Regions from separate parts of the Homo sapiens genome. Here region 1 is linked to region 2. The links are chromatin loops, found by intact Hi-C in ENCODE. Cell type or tissue: dorsolateral prefrontal cortex. All regions are shown on one strand. Each heading gives the region's core, and the rest is flanking DNA. Links, peaks and the distances in the headings are about the cores only. Region 1 overlaps NEK1 (NIMA related kinase 1). Region 2 holds the start of SH3RF1 (SH3 domain containing ring finger 1).

Region 1 (9,682 bases), core at 728-8,727, 220 kb before region 2:
TCTACCAGTGAGTTTTATACTTTGATATGTTCTTGTGGTAGTAGTTATTGTTCTTTTGTTTCTGGTTGAAGAACTCTTAAGCATTTCTTGTAAATCAGTTCTAGAGGTGATGAATTCCCTTAGCTTCTGTCTATCTGGGAAAGACTTTACTTCTATTTTATTTCTGAAAAACAGCTTTTCTAAGTATAGTATTGTTGGCTGGCAGGGTTTTTTTAATTAGCACCTTGAGTATATTATCCCATTCTCTCCTGACCTGCAAGATTTCTGCTGAGAAATCTGCTGATAGTCTAATGGCGAGCCCCTTGTATGTTGCTTGATGCTCTTCTCCCTCTGCTTTTAAAATTCTTTGTCTTTTACTTTTAATGTTTTAAATTATAAAGTGCCTTGGTGAGGACCTCTTTGCATTGAACCTGTTTGTTAGTTTTCAACTTCTGTAGATATGGATGACCATATCACTCCCAAGACTTGGGAAGTGTTCAGCAAGTACTTCACTTAAAAAGCCTTCTGTGCCTTTCTCCATCTCTCTTTTTTTTTTTTTTTTTTTTTTTTTTTGAGATGGAGTCTTCCTCTGTTGCTGGAGTGCAGTGACGTAATCTTGGCTCACTGCAGCCTCCACCTCCTGGGTTCAAGCGATTCTCCTGCCTCAGCCTCCCAAGTAGCTGGGACTACAGGCGCATGCCACCACACCTGGCTAATTTTTTGTATTTTTAGTAGAGACAGGGCTTCACCATGTTAGCCAGGATGGTCTTGATCTCCTGACCTCGTGATCCTCCCGCCTTGGCCTCCCAAAGTGCTGGGATTACAGGCGTGAGCCACCATGCCCGGCCTCATCTCTTCTCTTTCTAGAGCTCATACTGTGACATTTGTTCCTTTCATGGTGTTCCATAATTCCTATAGGCTTTCTTCACTTTTTCTCTATCTGGGCAACTTCAAAAGACCTATCTTCAAATTCACAGATTGTTTCCTCTGCTTGATCTAGTCTGCTGTTGAAGCTCTCAGTTTTTAACAATTTCATTCATTGAATTCTTCAGCCCCAAGATTTCTGTTTGGTTCTTTTTGTGTTATGTATATCTTTATTGAGCTTGTGATTCATATCATGGATTATTTTGCTGATTTCATTGAATTGTCTATCCTCTTGTATATCCCTGAGTTTCCGTAAGATCATTACTTTGATTTCTCTATCAGGTAATTTGTAAATTTCCATTTCTTTGGGGTCATTATCTGGAGAATTATTCCTTTGATGGTGTCATGTTTTCCTGCTTTTTCATGTTTCTTGTGTCCTTGCATTGATAACTGCACATCTAGTGGATCAGTGACCTCTTCCAAATCTATAGAGTTGCTTTTGTAGGGGATGATTTTACCTATAGATGATTGCTAGGGGGTCAGTTGAGCAGGGTGCATTGGCTCTGTGGGTGGTGGTGCAGTGGCTCAAGGGCAGAGGTTCTGCCTCTGGTTCCAGGTAGGCACGGTAGTGTAGTGTCCATGCAGCTCCTTCAGTTGTAATCAATTTGAGTAATGGCTGCAGGTACTTTAGCCATGACTGTAGGAGTGTGTGACAGCAGTGGTAGCAGCATAGGTTATTAGGATTCTCAGTGACAAGGGCTTTAGTGGGGGTCCTCCTGCTCTTGTTTATCGTACCGTGGGGAGACTTTGTTGGGGAAATCCTTCTTGTTGTCAGATTTGGCAGAGCTCACAAGCAGCCTACAGTGGTGCTAGGGTCCTGGGCCCACTGTCTTCCTGAATTACTATGATACTTGTGACTTGAGTACAAGTTCACTCTCTGAGGTATGGGTAGATGAAGCTGTTCTACAAAGGTGGGGACTGACTCTAAGGCATTCCCCAGTAGCTTGGGCCCAGGTAGCAGGGATATAGCTGTGACTCTGATCCTGAGAGTCAGGGCACAGCACTGGCATGGGTCTGGAGAAGAAGAGATGTTCTAGAGGCTTGGACCCTAGGGAGCAGGGCATAACTGCACTTCAGTTTCTGGAGCCAGTAGGGCATAGTGGCAACTTGGACACCAGGAGAGGAGGTTCCTTGTAGTGGTGACTCTGGCATGGCAGGACATAGCAATGGACCAGACTTTGTGAGGCTGGGTACAGCAGCAACAAGGGCCCATGAATGGTGGGGCACAGCTGTGACTTAGGCATTGGGGAAGGGAATAGCACAACAATGACTCCACCCTTCTGTATATGGCCATACTTAGCCTGTGCTTCACAGGGTTTCTGCCACTCCCTTGCTATTCTCTGACATTCTTAAGTCACTCTGGTCAAAATGCAGTTATCAATTCATTGTTTTTGTCCTTTTTTGTGGGGCAGAGGGTAGAGCATTAGGCATTTGTAATTTGCCATCCTGCTGATGTCACCACCCTCCTTGCCTGGCTGCCTGGCTACCTAGCTGCCTCCTTCCCTCCCTCCCTCCGCCCCTCTATAGTTAGTTTCTATTGCCTTCAACCAAAGAATCTTAACTGATTTACCACGTAAAATGCTCAGCATGGTACCTGGTGAATAGTAACACAAATAAATTCATTGGGAATTCTGTGTCTCATGATATTCCAGAGCTGTGCATAAGGAAATGTTCAGGAAACATCTGTTTATTTAATGCACACTGGTATAGTGGGAAAAAAATGAGACTGGGAATCAGAATACCTGATTTTGGTCTCAGCCTTGCCAATTAATTAGCTTGTTTGAAGATTGACTTAATGTTTGTGGCCTTTATTTCCTCGTCTAGATGAAGGGCATATTCTCTAATGTTGCTCTATCTAAATTGTATAGAAAAATAGTATCCATAATGTAAGTATTTAGATCCAGCTTAATATACAAAAAAAAATTGATTAAAGTTATTTAACTATTATTTCAATAGAAAGTCTAATATAGCATAATCTAGATGTTATATTGGGGGGTAGTGTTCATATATCTATCTTTACTCATTGACCGTTACTCAGGAGTGGTTAACATGGAATTCAGAATTGAAGCTAGCATTATTAAGCCCCCTAAAATATTAATGTAAAGTTTGGCAGTATGTATGTTGGTGCATTTTCTTCAGTAAAACCACGTATATTTCCTTGGATTCTCAAAAGTATAATATTTTCAATCTAACAAAGGATAAAAATCACTGCCCTGTAACCAAACCAGCATGGTACTGGTACAAAAATAGACACATAGAACAATGGAAGAGAATAGAGAACTCAGAAATAAACCACATACCTACACGGAACTGATCTTTGAAAAACCTGACAAAAACAAGCAATAGGGAAAGGATTTCCTATTTAATAAATGGTGCTGGGAGAACTGGCTAGTCATATGCAGAAAATTGAAACTGGATCCCCCTTCCTTAAACTTTATACAAAAGTTAACGCAAGATGGATTAAAGATGTAAATGTAAAACCCAAAACTATAGAAATCCTAGAAGAAAATCTAGGCAGTATCGTTCAGGACACAGGCACAAATAAAGATTTCATGATGAAATGCCAAAAGCAATAGCGACAAAAGCAAAAATTGGCAAATGGGATCTAATTAACTAAAGAGCTTTTGCACAGCAAAAGAAACTGTCATCAGAGTGAACAGACAACCTACAGAATGGGAGAAAATTTTTGCAATCTATCCATCTGACAAAGAGCTAATATCCAGAGTCTACAAGGAACTTAAACAAATTTACAAGAAAAAAACAAAAATGTCCATTTTTACGCATTAAAAAATGGGCAAAGGACATAAACAGACACTTCTTAAAAAGAAGACATGCATGCAGCCAACAAACATGAAAAAAAGCTCAACATCTCTGATCATTAGAGAAATGCAAATCAGAACCACAGAGAAATACCATATCACATCAGTCAGAATGGCAATTATTAAAAAATCAAGAAACAACAGATGCTGGCAAAGTTACAGAGAAAAAGGAATGCATTTACACTGTTGGTGGGAGTGTAAATTAGTTTAGCCATTTTGGAAGACAGTGTGGGGATTCCTCAAAGATCTAGAAGCAGGTACACCATTTGACCCAGCAATCCCATTACTGGGTATATACCCCAAAATATATAAATCATTCTGTTATAAAGATACATGCATGCGTATGTTCATTGCAGCACTATTCACGATAGCAAAGACATAGAATCAACCCAGATTTCCATCAGTGATAGACTGGATAAAGAAAACACGGTACATATACACCATGGAATACTATGCAGCCACAGAAAGGAACAAGAACATGTCCTTTGCAGGGACATTGATGGAGCTGGAAGCTGTTATTCTCAACAGACTAACACAGGAACAGAAAACCAAACACCTCATGGTATCACTTATAAGTGGGAGCTGAACGATGAGAATACATGAACACATTGGTGGGAACAACACACATTGGGGCTTTTGAGGGATGTGGAGGAAGGGAGAGCATCAGGAAGAATAGCTAACGGATGCTGGCCTTAATACCTGGGTGATGAGTTGATCTGTGCAGCAAACCACCATGGCACACATTTACCTATATAACAAGCCTGCACATTCTGCACATGTACCCTGGAACTTAAAAGTGAAGGAAAAAAAAATCACTGCCTTAACTATTGTGATTCTTTGGCAGTATATACCTAATTTTATAAAATTTTCTCTTTGACATATTTAATGATAAAAATTGTAGTACCAATTGGGATTTAGATATGGAGAACAATATGTGATGATGGGTCCTTTTTTTGGGAGGGCCAAGTAATATAGTGTTAGGTTTTCAGCCATCACGTATGCTATATTGTGAATGAAGTATGTAAGGAAGATCGATTCAGTTTTTTAAAAGGGTAGCAATGTTTTAAGAATTAAAATTCAGTGAAAAATAGAATTAGGGAGATTCTGTCTTGGTTAGGTTGGATAAAATATTTTGAATGTAAATTCTTGTGTATTTCTGTTTCCATCTTTGTCTTATTTTTAGACTTTCCATGCACGCCTGTAAGGCTCCCCACAGGGTGTACACACTCATTGCTTCTGGCTACCTTGTTCTTATTCTTAGATATTCTTATAAAAGCATTATGGCAATACTAGTTAAGAAAATTTATTCAAATACAAATACTTTTATACTATTGGTTCTTCAAAGATAAGGTTTTGAGACATTAAATATGAATTTGATAAGATTTGGCCATGATATATCTTTAGGCTGTATAAAACTGTGTGAAATTACTCTATTCAAAATATGAAACTAAGTCATTTAATACTTTCCTAGCATACATTAAATCCTTACTAATAAGTCAGCATAAAGATGAAAATATGTTTGTTATTGATCAAGAGTAGGCAGACATCAAGAGTAGGCAGACTGGTGGTTTCATGTGTTTGTAAGCCTCGCCTCACTATTTGGTGAAATTTTGAGTTTCGTCATTTGGTGGCACTGCTGCTTAATTTTTCAGCACATGGCAAAATTGACACGTGAAGTAGAAACAGTTTTACAGCGATAATTGAAAACCTTTTGTGACAATAAAAGCAATGTTGAAAAGCCTTAAATTTATGAACCTTGTGAGAAAAATGGCTAAGAAAAAAAAAGCTTCTAAAGCATTTCTTTTAAAACTGAATTATGAAACTTTCAGGTCAATGTTTTATCTTTTTTTTTGCACATTTTTATATTTAAAACTGTGGTTAAACTTTGAAAGACTGTGCTTTGTTTGTTTTGTTTTGTTTTGAAACAGGGTCTTGCTCTGTCACTCAGGCTGGAGTGCCGTGGTGTGAACATGGCTCTCTGCAATTTCGACCTGCTGGGCTCAAGGGATCCTCCTGCCTCAGCCTGTCTATAGCTGGGACCCTTAGCACACGTCACCATACATAAGCTAATGTTCTTATTTGTTGTACAAATGGAGTCTCACTGGTCTGGTGAGACTCCATTTCTACAAGAAAAAAGAAAATTAACTGGGTCTCAAACTCCTGGGCTCAAGTGCTCCTCCTGCCTCAGCCTCCTGAGTGCTGGGATTATAGGTGTGAGCCATTGCACCCAGTGAAAAAGTATGTTTAGAATGAAATATATATTATAGATTTAGCTGGGTGATCAATTGTATAATAAAATTGGGTCATTCTTTGTTCCAAATTTTTATATTTTTCTCTTATATGAAACTTTATATTGTTTTCCTGGCTTAGTTAATTTTTGTGATATGTCATATTTGCTCAACTTTCCGTATAAAAGGCTTAGTGTAATGGTTTATCTTTCAATAATTAGAAGTACATTATCATCTTTTATCTCAAGATGTAGTTAATATTGAAAAGCTTTAAGGTTCTGATTATAAATAATACACCATGATATTTATACAGAAGGCCCAATTCAACTGTACTAATAAGTTACTTAAGTGTATGACATTAGCTTATAATGATGTTGCCACATTTCAGTAGTCATCCTGAACCACCCATAAATTTTCAGTAACTTAGTTGTCTTCTTAAGTTATTGTAAGAGTTAGTAATCTGTCTTTGTTCATTTATTTAGATTCCATGTCTGAATTTGTCTGTTTAGGTTCTTCTAATCTGTTTGGTTTAGTTGACTCAGAGGAGAGATCAGTATGCATTTGATTATAGAACATAAGCATTTACTGAAGGCTGCTGAAGATCATTATTATAAAAGTGCCAATAAATTTGTCTCTCACAATGCTCAAATTTTAATTTCTGATCATGGTTAAGATAGGAGGTTTTTGTTTTTAGTCTGCATTCTAAAGATGAGAAACTTGCATTCTGAAACTTAATACATTTCATCAGGAACTAAAACCAGACTTGTAGTGTTTAAGCCAAATAACCTTATTTAATGGAAACCAAATAAATAACAATTGCTACTATTTATTAGGTACACAGATGTGTACTTTACGTAAATTATCTCATGCAATCCCTATAGCAGAGAGGCAAAGAGTACAGCATTTCTATTTTAGAGAAAAACTGTGAGGTTCAGAGAGGATAAAAACAATGAAAAATCACAGGACTGGTGAGTGTTTTGGGATTTGAATGTACAACTGTCCTACTTTATCTGTGTTTTATGGCCTTCCCGAACAATGAATGGCTGACCATTGGCTGCTCTGCGAAGGCTGTTCTCACTGGTGCCCCTCTTGGCTTTACAGAGTTAGTTCTTTCTATATTTTTTGTTTCATTCTTCCCCAGATCGTTTAGTACTTATCTCTTTATTTTTTTCTCTGTAACATACTGATTGATTTATGTGTTCTTTTTTCTTTTCTAATTTACAGTCCCCTCAGAGAAAATATTGTGTCTAATTCATTTTGGATATCATTATCTAGAACTGTGCTTGGCCTTAATAGGTATTAATATGTATTTTAATTTATTGATAATTTTTGTCAAATATTGTGGATTTGTCTTCTCACAGAAATCGTGTCAGATTGATGTATCGAAATAGCAGGCCAAACGCGGTGGCTCACGCCTGTAATCCCAGCACTCTGGGAGGCCAAGGCAGGCAGATCACGGGGTCAGGAGTTCGAGACCAGCCTGGCCAACATGTGAAATCCCATTTCTACTAAAAATACAAAAATGTGCTGGGCATGGTGGCACATAACTGTAATCCTAGTATGTGGTAGAGAAGTGATTACTGATTTAAATAAAAATAGCAGAATGTGTTCATTCAAAGTATATTTCTTTTAAGTAATCATCTAGAGAAATAACATATTTGTTCTAAAAATACTGCTACTATTCAGAACAACTTTGGAGCTTGTTTTTATTCTCTCAGTGTATGAAACCTTATTTGAATTTATATACTATAGTAATTAAAACAAACAAAGTTTCAAAATATTTAGATATAATCTTTCAAGGTGATAATACTGTTAGGTGAGCTCTAGATATTTTTAAAAGTTATTTGTAGTAACTTTTTTTTTTTTTTTTTTTGAGACAGAGTCTCACTCTGTCGCCCAGGCTGGAGTGCAGTGGCACAGTCTCGGCTCACTGCAACCTCTGCCTCACGGGTTCAAGTGATTCTCCTGCCTCAGCCTCCCGAGTACTTGGGACTACAGGTGTACACCACCATGCCCGGCCAATTTTTTGTATTTTTAGTAGAGAGAGGGTTTCACCATGATGGCCAGACTGGTCTCAAACTCATGACCTTGTGATCCACCCGCCTTGGCCTCCCAAAGTGCTGGGATTACAGGTGTGAGCCACTGCGCCCGGCCTATTTGTAGTAACATCTTAAATATCAGTATACTTTTTCAATAATACTGAACTATGGGACTAAAGCAATGTTTCCATCCTTTTTTGAACAAAATAAATACAGGCATACTTTGTTTTATTGTGCTTCATAAATACTGCATTTTTTACAAATTGAAGGTTTGTGGCAACCCTGCATCAAGCAAGTCTATCAGTGTCATTTTCCCAACAGCTTTTGCTCATTTTGTGTCTTTGTGTCACATTTTTGTAATTCTTGCCATATTTCAAACTTTTTCATTATTGTCATTATATCTTTGATATTACTGTTGTAATTGTTCTGAGGCACCACAGACTTCACCCATATAAGATGGGAAATTTAATTGATGAATGTGTGTGTTCTAATTGCTCCACTGACTGGTAGTTCCCCTGTCTCACTCCTCAGATCTTATTCCCTAAGACAAAATAATATTGAAATTAGGCCACTTAATGACTTACAGTGGCCTCTTAAGTATTCAAGTAAAAGAGTTGCATGTCTGTCACCTGAAATCAAGATTAAGCTTGGTGATGAAGGCATATTGAAAGCTGAGATAGGCACAGAATTAAGCCTCTTGCGCCAGTTATCCAAGTTGTGAATGCAAAGGAAAAGTTCCTGAAGGAAATTAAAAGTGCTACCCCAGACCAGGTGCAGTGGCTCACGCCTGTAATCCCAGCATGTTGGGAGGCCGAGGCAGGTGGATCATGAGATCAGGAGTTTGAGACCAGCCTGGCTAACATAGTGAACCCCATCTCTACTAAAAATACAAAAAATTAGCTGAGCGTGGTGGTGTGTGCCTGTAATCCCAGCTACTCAGGAGGCTGAGGCAGGAGAATCATGTAAATCCAGGAGGGAGGCGGAGGTTTCACTGAGCCATTGCACCCCATTGCACTCCAGCCTGGGCGACAGTACAAGACTCCATCTCAGAAAAAAAAAAAGTTCTACTCCAGTGAACACACATGATAAGAAAGCGAAACAGCCAGGTGCCTGTAGTCTCAGCAACTCGGGAGACTGAGGCACGAGAATTGCTTGAGGCCAGAAGTTTGAGACTAGCATGGATGACATAGTGAGAACCTGTCTCTAAAAAAAAAAAAAGAAAGAAAGAAAGAAAGAAAAATTAGCTGGATGTGGTGGCACACACCTATAGTCCCAACCACATTGAGAAGCTAAGGCAGAATGATCATTTGAGCCTAGGATTTCAAGGTTGCAGTGAGCTATTATTGTGCCTGGATCTGCACTCCAGCCTGGGTGACAGAGCAAGACCCCATCTCTTAGAAAAAAAAGAAAGAAAGAAAGCAAAACAGCCTTCTTGCTGATATGGAGAAAGCTTTAGTGGTCTAGATAGAAGATCAAACCAGCCGCAACATTCTCTTTGGCCAAAGCCTAATCCAGAGCAAGGCCCTAACTCTCCTCAATTCCGTGAAGACTAGGAGAGATAAGGAAGCTACAGAAGAAAAATTGTTGGCTAGCAGAGATTGGTTCATAAGGTTTAAGGAAAGAAGCCACCTCCATAACATGAAAGTGCAAGGTAAAGCAGTAAGTGCTGATGGAGAAACTGCAGTACATTATC
Region 2 (9,682 bases), core at 1,131-9,130:
AGATTTTTTTGCCAGACAGTGGAGTTTGCACCACCTTCCCACTACTGCAGACCAAAATAGCCTCTCTGGGCTTGCCTGACTCTAAGAGCCCAGTTTCCTGACAACTATGGTGCCTCATGACCACTTGGCTTTATACAAGGGGATTCCATTGCCCTTAGATGTCCTTTGTGCAGTTGGGATGGAAATAATTAACGCTGGAAGGAACCTTAGATAAAATCCAATCCACTTCCTAATTATATGGAAACAGATGCAGACAGATACGTAGTAAAAAAGGCAAGAAACAAACATTTTATTGGGTCCCTACTAAGTGCCAGGAAGGTGCTATACTAGGCTTTTCATTTTGTCCCTAGTTTTTTTACATCAGGCTTTCAAAGTATATATTATATCCATTTGTATAGATAAGGAAGTTGAAACTCAAAAAAATTAAAGAAATTTGCAAAGTCATTCAGTTAGGTAGTGGATCTATAAAAATAATACTGTCATTAATTAAGCACTTACCATGTGTCAGGCATAGTTTTAAGCATTTCATTTTTATTAATGTATATAAAATCACCACAAAAACTCTGTGGTAGGTAGTATTGTTATACCTATTTTACAGGGGGAACTCAGGCACAGAAGACTGGAAACTTGCCCAAGGTCACCCAGTTAGTAGGTTGTAGAAACGTTGACTCCAAAGCTCTCTCCATAATCAGGTACACTAGAGAGAAATGGAAGCAGATACTTATTGTCCAAGTAGGAGATAGGCAGGACTGAAATAAGGATTGGGAGGAAAAGAGAGATGTAAGAAGCACTTCTGATGCTCTCTGGATCATCCATCTGGATGGTAGGAGGGGGAGGGATCAGGGGGGGAAGGGGAAGCTGAAGATAATCTGCATTTTCTTGCTTGCCTGGGGAACTGAGGGGATGGTGACGTCATTAACTAAGACCTTGAATAAAGATAAACTGGCATTGCGTTTATGTTCTGTGTTACAGAGCTGGTGTTAAGCTGTTTCTGCAGCTTAACTGTGAAACATAAGAGGAAGAATCAAGAATCATGTGTCCTCATCTTCTACATCAAACTTACTGATTGATAGTTTATAAGAAAGACTCTCAATGGAACTTGGAACATTGCTTGCCTGATTTCCCATCTGTAGGGCAGTGAGGTACTAAATATCTATGTAGATTTAGGATAGCAAGAAATGTAACTGTATACTTGATTAACTCCTTATTTGAGAATTAGTTACTGGAACCCACTATGTGTTGGCTGTGAAGGACGTAATGGTAAAGAAGACAGACCCAGTCACTGACTTCAGGGAACTTATATTCAGGTAAAGAAGATAGGCAATAAATAAGGAATCAAAAAAATTAGACCACAAAAAGTGCTGCAAAGAAGACAGAAAGAGTACTATGCTGGGATGCAGTGGTGCAGGGTCCAAGTGGCAGTGAGTCTTGTAAGACAAAGACTATGTTTGACTCTAAATTTCAGGCATGATGGGAAGTAATTGATGAGTTTGGAGCAATGTAGTAACTGATATGTTATGCATTTTTTGTTGCTCACTCTGAATGTTACTACATTCTGGGCGAGATTATGGGGACAAGAGTGGAAACAGAGAGGCTGGTTTAGGACGGACAGAGACAAAGGGTGATGGTGGCTTAAATAAACTTGCACTGGAGGCAAAGGAAAGTGGGTATAAATTGAAATATATTTTGGGAGAAGCTAGCAGAATTGATGGAGAGGAAAAGGGAAATCAAAGATGACCCCTAGGTTTCTAGTTTGAACAACTGAATGAAGAGTGCTATCATTTACCAATATCATGGCAACTGGAGAAGAAACAAGGTTTGAAGGAAAATGATAATCAGACACATGTATATATATCCGTGTGAAAGCATAGTACCAAAGTTTACCAAAGAGTGCTCTGGATTGGATATTTAAGTATCTGATTTTTGTCACCACTTAGAGCAATAACTTATCTACATCTTGTTGTTTCCCGTCTACATGGAAATAATCATATCTGTCTTTACCGCTTCTGAGGGATGCTGAGAAGACAGATGAGATAATATATATGAAAGTCCTTTGAAGTCTTGGGAGGATAAGAACTGTGTAAACGCAAGCTATCATTATTATGTCACAGGGTGTGTTTTATGTTTTTCATGGTTCTACTCAAAGTCACAGGGATCTTAAGCACAACATGCTTACATTCCTTCCTTCATGTTCAGTTCCCAGACATGAAAAGATGAACATGCTTCTCTTCCCCAACTGCCCCTTTCCCTATATTATTGACAGGACTTTGCAATTACTAGAATTATACCAAACTTATTTATTTATTTGAGACAGAGTCTTGCTTTGTCACCCAGACTGGAGTGCAGTGGCGCAATCTCGGCTCACTGCAACCTCCACTTCCCAGGTTCAAGCAATTCTCCTGCCTCAGCCTCCCAAGTAGTTGTGATTCCAGGTGACTGCCACCATGCTTGGCTAATTTTTTTTTTTTTTTTTTTTTTTTTGTATTCTTACTAGAGACAGGTTTTCACCATGTTGGCCAGGCTGGTCTTGAACTCCTGACCTCAGGTGATCCACCTGCCTCGGCCTCCCAAAGTGCTGGGATTACAGGTGTGAGTGACCGTGCCTGGCCTATCCCAAACTTTTTTAAGACCCTGGGAAGAAAGGACTTTGCCCAGAATAACTGCCTGGGTGATTCTTGGCAGATTATGATAATGATGCTATCTGACTTTAATAGAGATATACAGATTACAAAGAACCAGCATGTTGTCTCATCTAGTCATCCCACAACACTCTGAGAAAGATATTTTTTTTTTCAACCATTTGACAGAAAATGGCTCAGGAGGTTAAAGTAACTTGCCTAAAACTTCACTTTACAGCTGGAGTAACTAAAGCTAATAAAAGTGTTGTGTTCTAAAAACTATAGAACATGCACCAGGGGCATTCAAAGAACTGCAGCCACATCCCAGATAATATTCATGAGATGTATGCCAGATTCTTCGACCACTGCAGTCTTGGGACACACTGTCTTCAGTTCTTTGAAAACGGGTGTGGCCAGGCGCCGTGGCTCACGCCTGTAATCCCAGCACTTTGGGAAGCTGAGGCGGGCAGATCACCTGAGGTCACAGGAGTTCGAGACCAGCCTGACCAACATAGAGAAACCCCGTCTCTACTAAAAATACAAAATTAGCTGGGTGTGGTGGGTGCCAGCCTGGGCAATAAGAGTGAAACTCCGTCTCAAAAAAAAAAAAAAAAAGAAAAGAAAAGAAAATGGGTGTGACTATTGATTTTCTTTTGCCAGGAGTTTCAAGAGCTGCACCATTCTATCTATGACCTTGTGTGCTGCTCTCTAAAAATACATAGGAAACCAAAATAAGAACACAATAAAAACTGTCCCTTGCTTTCGAGTAATTACATGATTAACAGTTTCTTCTTTCCCTTGGGAAGAGACACACTGCTTTGCTTTGCCTAGGGTGGGGATATGACGGTCCTGTGCAAAAGACAGGGCCTTGGAATGGTGCAAAGAGAACTGGACTTGGAATCCAGAGAGCTGGGACTGAGTCTTGGTTCAACATTACTTACTGTGTGACCAGGGGAAAGTTAACCTATTTGAGCTTCAGTTTTAATAACTGCAAATAATCCCTATCTGTTTATTGACTGTAATCTTCTGGTCAGCCTCATCTTCATCTATCTGCCCAGTTCCACATGCAGAACTAAGTAGTAACTTTCAGTTTGCAAACTGGACTAGAAATTCTCCATTCCATTCATTCCTTCCGTCGTCTTTCTCAGCTCAAATGCCCATGTATTTGCTCACTTCTAATGGAAGGGGAAGTGGGCTATTATTTTTGGTTTTCATACATTATGACTCTCAGCATATGAATCTATTTAGAACAAGGCTGAGAAAAGATGACATAGAGGGTTGCTGAGAGAATTGAACTGATGCATGAAAAATGTTCAGCACAGTGCCTGATTTACAGTGAGTGATCATTGTTAGCTGTCATAATTTTTTCAGGCTTATGTGATCCTTATGTCTTGAATGGTTTAGCTGTGGCCCTAGCTGGAGACTAGAGGATAAACTGAGACTCCTCGTCAAATCATAAACCTAGTTGGTGGCTGGGCAGAGATTTCTTGCATCATCTGTTGTAACCCTTTCTTCTTATAACCACCTAGTTTCTGCCCACCTTTGAGGAGGGGTATTTGGGATAACTTTTTGTAAATTGATGGTAAATGCAAATATAGTAATGTCAACTTTAGATCAGTGACAAAATTTTAACTTGCTTCTCCACTAAATCGAGACTGAAAAACCTCAAAACCTATGGACAAGATGTTTTTCAAAACTCCACTTCGGTTTACAGGTGTGTGCTTGGGGCAACCAAAACAAAGATTACTGCGATGATGGCAGCCACCCAGGCTCAGATAAAAGAGGCGCCTCTCAGCGTGCTTTGCGGTGCCAGCCCACCTGAGGTCAGACTCAATTCTCCCCACTTAGGGCAGGGATAACAGAGCCCCCGAGCCTGGGTTGGAAGTCCGTACTACCGTTTTCCTAGTCTTGGGCTTTGGGGTCAGCGGTCCTCCAGGCTTGCTCCGGTTTGGGTCCTGGGGTGACTGATGGCTGGGTGCGGACAGGTGGCCGCGGCACTGTCCCCATCGATTCACCACGCCGCTCTCGGCCCTAAGGGGCAACACTTCGCTCCGACTCTACCAAGTAAGTGTCCGGGGTGGGCAACCAGACGCAAAGCGCAGCGGGATCGGTTCCCGCCAGGGCTGCTCCCGCCGCCTCCGCGGACCCAGCCCCTCCCGCGCCGCGACTCGCCCAGCCTGGGGAGGAAGGGTCCGTCCAGGGCTCCCAGCCCCGCCGGGGGGAGGAGGAGGCGGCGGGACCCTGTCCCGGGGCTTCTTCCTGCTTCCCCCAGCCTCCACTCCCGCCGCCTTCCCGTCCGGTGGCTCCATTTTTCAGGCGCGTTCTCCTCAGGGAGAAGGCGTCCGTCCCCGAGCCTTCCCCTCGTAGTCCCCTGGGGGCCCCGCTCCCCATCCTCTAGGCTCTTGCAGCGCCCCCTCAGGCCGCCGCCCCAATCCCGCCCCCGGGCTCCGGCGGGGTACTGGGCGCAGGTCACCTCAGCGCGGGAGGCCGGCGCGGCGGCGGGTGGCTCCGAGAGGTGCCGCGCCCGCTCCCGGGGAAGGCGCTGTGGCGCGGGGCCGCCCCCTTGCGCCCCGGGCGCCGGCTGCGTCCCGGCCTCCTCCTCCTCTTCCTCCGCCCTCCTTGGCTGGGAAAGTGGGAGGCGGCGGCGGCGGCGTGGTGTGTGTGCGCGCGTGAGGGGGGCAGCAGAGAGGAGTCTCCCGGTGCCGCCGCGGCGTCAGAGACACTGCGAGCGGCGAGCGCGGTGGGGCCGCATCTGCATCAGCCGCCGCAGCCGCTGCGGGGCCGCGAACAAAGAGGAGGAGCCGAGGCGCGAGGTAGGGCGCGCGGCCGGCGCGGGGTCGACGGGGACCCAGCGTCGGCGGACCCCTAGCCGCGGAGAAGGCGGTGGTCTCGACATTCCCCCATCCCCGCCCTGGGTCGGTCTCTCTCTCCCCTCGCCCTCGGGTCCCCGTGGGCCGGGAATCAGGACCTGCGGAAGCGGAGCAGCCCGCGGCCTCTGCCTTCTCCGGGCAGGAAGCTGCCAGGGCTCCGTGCCGCGGTCTCCCCGGGCGCAGCCCAGCACCCCCTGCTTCCCGGATGGCGCGGTCTCTCTGGGGACTGTCGCCTTATCTTGGCTGGGCTAGAAAGCTGCTTCCCCGTGGCACTCTGTGGGGCTGAGTTTCGCAACTTAAGCCTGCGCATTTATTTTTAAGTCCTTGAAAACTTCCCGCAGTCGTGTAGAGGGATTTGTGTCCCCGGCCTGAGCTAAAGGGAGGCGGAGATGAGGGAGGCTGTAGGGTGAGATCCCCACGCCGGGACCGGCCGGGCCGCAGCCCCAGGCCGCGACCGGCTCCTGCCGGGTGCCGCCGACACCTGGCCCCGGGGTGTGTCTGCGGCGAGCGGCCGCCGCGCCTCCCTGCGGGCTTGGGAGTACCTGTGCTTGGCGCCGTGGGAGCGGGGGTGCAGCCCTGGGGCTCCCCCGCTCCGGCTTTGTCAAGAACAGCTGTTAATGCTCCCAGCCAAATCTTTTTACTCCCGTTCTCCTGGGCATTCACTTTTACATTTATTTTGGCGGTGGGGGGAGAGCGGCGCAGTAAGTGGCTTGCTTTTTCCTGAATGGCCTCATTTTCATATGCCCACAGTTTCCAGTCCAACCTTCCATTGTCGAATTCTTTTGGTGATAATTTTGCCAGCTTTTCTGAATGGGATTAGGACAGGCCGTTCAGAAATGTGTTTCAGAGTTTATCAACTACTGCCCTGAAGGGCGCTTTTCTGTTTTAGCTGCTTTCAAGCAAATCTGTGTCTTTTAGAATTGTCAACCTTCAGCTCTTTTTGGTTGGGCAAAATTAAACAGTTCTATTTTTAATAACAGCGAAGAAACATATGTATTTAATATTGGGATCATTTACCACGAGCGATTACATGAGGCATGGTTTCTTAAACGCTAAAGTGGCTTAAAAAAGGGAATTTAGTTGGATATAAAAGTAAATTTCAGGTAGAGGAAACTTTCAATGGCCTCTGTCAGCTTCTCCTATGAGTTGAAGACTTTATTAAGGCAGCTGATACCACTTTCAGAGCTTAAGAAATTATGTTCCTTATTGCACTTCATAAATCCTTCTGCGGGAATTATGTAATACTCTGTGCCTTGTGTTTGCCCAGTGAATCCCTAGATATCTTTAGGGGTTAATTTTGCGTTGTTTAGAAAGCCTGTTTTGTTTTCAGTTGTTGACTTTGGAGTTTAGGAACCCACATTCCAAAGCAAAGCTACACTATTCAGACAGGGAATAGTGTACTTTTGGGTACTTTTTGATTCTTGGCTCCTTTGAACTTTTTCCCTAGATAACAACACTCATGTTCTCTTTTCCCCCTTTTCCCCATGACTCTAGAGCAAAGTCTGAAATGGATGTTACATGAGTCATTTTAAGGGATGCACACAACTATGAACATTTCTGAAGATTTTTTCTCAGTAAAGTAGATAAAGATGGATGAATCAGCCTTGTTGGATCTTTTGGAGTGTCCGGTGTGTCTAGAGCGCCTTGATGCTTCTGCGAAGGTCTTGCCTTGCCAGCATACGTTTTGCAAGCGATGTTTGCTGGGGATCGTAGGTTCTCGAAATGAACTCAGATGTCCCGAGTGCAGGACTCTTGTTGGCTCGGGTGTCGAGGAGCTTCCCAGTAACATCTTGCTGGTCAGACTTCTGGATGGCATCAAACAGAGGCCTTGGAAACCTGGTCCTGGTGGGGGAAGTGGGACCAACTGCACAAATGCATTAAGGTCTCAGAGCAGCACTGTGGCTAATTGTAGCTCAAAAGATCTGCAGAGCTCCCAGGGCGGACAGCAGCCTCGGGTGCAATCCTGGAGCCCCCCAGTGAGGGTAAGTAGCCTACAGAGGTAGTTTGGTGAATAAAGGTGGTAATGTCCACATTTTTTCTTTATTCTTTAGCTTGGTGTTTTCGAAGTCAACTCATTGCTTAGGAAACCATACATACTGGAACAGATAGATTATACCTCTGAATATTTTTTTCCCCCATCTTGGAATGAGATTGGATATAAATAATAAATTTTATTGTTTTGAAAATTATCTCTAGATAGTCTCTGTTATCTTTTAAGATAAATTTTGGGAAACAAGTAGCAATTAGTGAATGAAATCTAAACCAGCTTTTGTTCTGTGCCCATTTTAAAATGGAAATTTGGTATTTTATCATTTTGATGGGGCTCAGAGTCATAATTACATGTATGTAGTACATATGTAGTATATATGTTGTAAGTATGTGTGTGGGTAAATCATAAATAGGAAATCAAGCCTTAATTTTTATGTTGCTTAGAATCATTCTATTGGTTTTATGAATACACAGCACAGAATTTACTCGTTGGTGGAATTCTTAACAAATCATGGCTACAGGTAGCAGAGTTTCGTTGCTGTAGCAACAAAATGTCACTTAGGACTACACTAAAACATCTAGCTTTATGTTGGGCTTTATAGTGAATGAAATGAAGTATTTCCATCGAAATGATTTTTCTTGGGATTTGAGTTTGGGCTGAAATAATTTTAGATGAAGCTAATTATTTGGACAGCTACCACAACTGTCACACAAAATTTCTGTATTTATTAGAAATATATATAAATAATCTGTATTTATTAGAAATATAGGTATTTCTAATAAATATAAATTATGTTGCAGGTGATGGATTCCTGATAAAATGTGCTTTCTCATTTTTGCAAAAATAAAAAGTAGTCAAGAGCATCAGTAATTAAAACAACTTCATTTTTGTAAGAAGAAGGAATTCTAAATTATTGGCCAAACTGGTAAAATCTGCTTTTAAAGAACAATTAATCTAGATGAGAATATTTTTTTCAAATGTCTTCAGTAAGCACTCAAAAGTGATGTCTTTCATTTAATACAGGAACTGCCCATTGGGATAGCATTAGTTCCCATAATTCGCAGATGTGGATACCAGGCAGTTTTAACAGAATAGTTTTCCTACTACTTTCTCAGGCTCATCTTTTGTAAATGATAGGAAGTATTTAAGTATATAGACCATTTTAATCACTGGAAAACCTGATCAGAAAACAGTTTCATCATTAAGGCTGTCAGGTTTCTTTTGACATATTTATTTATTTAAAGATAGTGAGAACTCTGGGATAGGGAGGTTTTCTTTTCCTTATTTGGAGCCCACATGTTGTGAAACTGATCTGCTTACAGTGCTTTTCTTAGATTTCCTTTATTTTATGGAGTTTACTTATTTGGACTCGAATATTTTAATCCCAGAACCAGTGATCAAGTTGATAATTTCTGAGACACCTGATGTAGGTCTGTTTAGCTTAATAAAGGTGTAGATTTGCATCTTTGGAAAGGTTTTGTTTCCCTGTTAATTAGACTAGGGAAGGCATGGCTTCCTGGAATACTGTATCTTAGTTGTTGACACTGCCTTACCTGTTGTGAGGAATGCATTGAATGTTTGTTCACTGATAAAGAGGAATTTAAGGAGAGGCTCAAACACTCAACTTAATGTCTTTTGAATTTTAAGTTTTCTTGCTAACATGGAAATTGACTATGTAATTCTCATTTATCTGAACTGCTAAGCTCCCAAAATTGAACTTCATAGGTAAATTATTTGGAGATTTTGATCATGTTAGTATTATTTTTCTGGTTTATATGCTTTTCCTAATTTACTTCATGTTTCTTCTTTAGCATGAGAAAAATTACTTGCCAAGAAACTCAACTAAACTTGAGCCTTATAACTGGGATAAAATAGTTGAGGTGGATGGAACAGGAAATATGTCTGTTACTTTGCTGGGGGAGGATGGAGGACAAAAACAAACCTATTCAGTAGTCTGAGTTGATGCAATTGATGCAATACTTAGAAAAAGAACAGCCTTTTTTCTAGTTTAAAATAGTTTTTCGAGCCAGGTACTGTGGCACTCGCCTCTAGCCCCTAGCTACTTGCATCTTCAGTCCTAGCTACTCCAGAGGCTGGGGCCGGAGGATCACTTGAGCCCAGGAGTTCAAGTCTAGCCTAGACAACATAGCAAGACCCCTCCCCCTGCTACCCCTCCCCCATCCCCTGCCCCCCACCCCCCTTTT

What was found. Peaks named below come from ENCODE experiments on the same cell type or tissue, not always from the same donor. Only the 100,000 strongest peaks of a DNase experiment are listed, where the experiment ranks them.
Region 1: a loop joins it to region 2, with 8 times the contacts of the local background. A loop is called at or near these places in 43 of 110 quality-filtered maps.

What each region holds. Positions count from the first base shown.
Region 1 is chr4:169,482,007-169,491,688 of GRCh38, reverse strand. The region is part of intron 23 of NEK1 (NIMA related kinase 1); the gene reads left to right. Among named protein-coding and RNA genes, the nearest start is that of NEK1, 130 kb to the left of the region's middle. In dorsolateral prefrontal cortex, for the core only: CTCF peaks have their summits at 5,146, 5,345 and 7,009; a DNase peak (open chromatin) is centred at 5,348; H3K27ac peaks cover 888 bases.
Region 2 is chr4:169,266,608-169,276,289 of GRCh38, reverse strand. It overlaps SH3RF1 (SH3 domain containing ring finger 1), which reads left to right and starts at 5,334. Exons shown (of 12, transcript NM_020870.4): 1 at 5,334-5,431; 2 at 6,983-7,470. The coding sequence starts at 7,078. It overlaps LOC105377529 (a long non-coding RNA gene), which reads left to right. Exons shown (of 3, transcript XR_939438.3): 3 at 973-1,026. RefSeq lists silencers at 4,704-4,853, 4,894-5,653, 5,894-6,113. In dorsolateral prefrontal cortex, for the core only: CTCF peaks have their summits at 4,978 and 5,216 (motif pointing left); DNase peaks (open chromatin) are centred at 4,599, 5,269, 5,679 and 5,979; H3K4me3 peaks cover 4,822 bases; H3K27ac peaks cover 4,292 bases.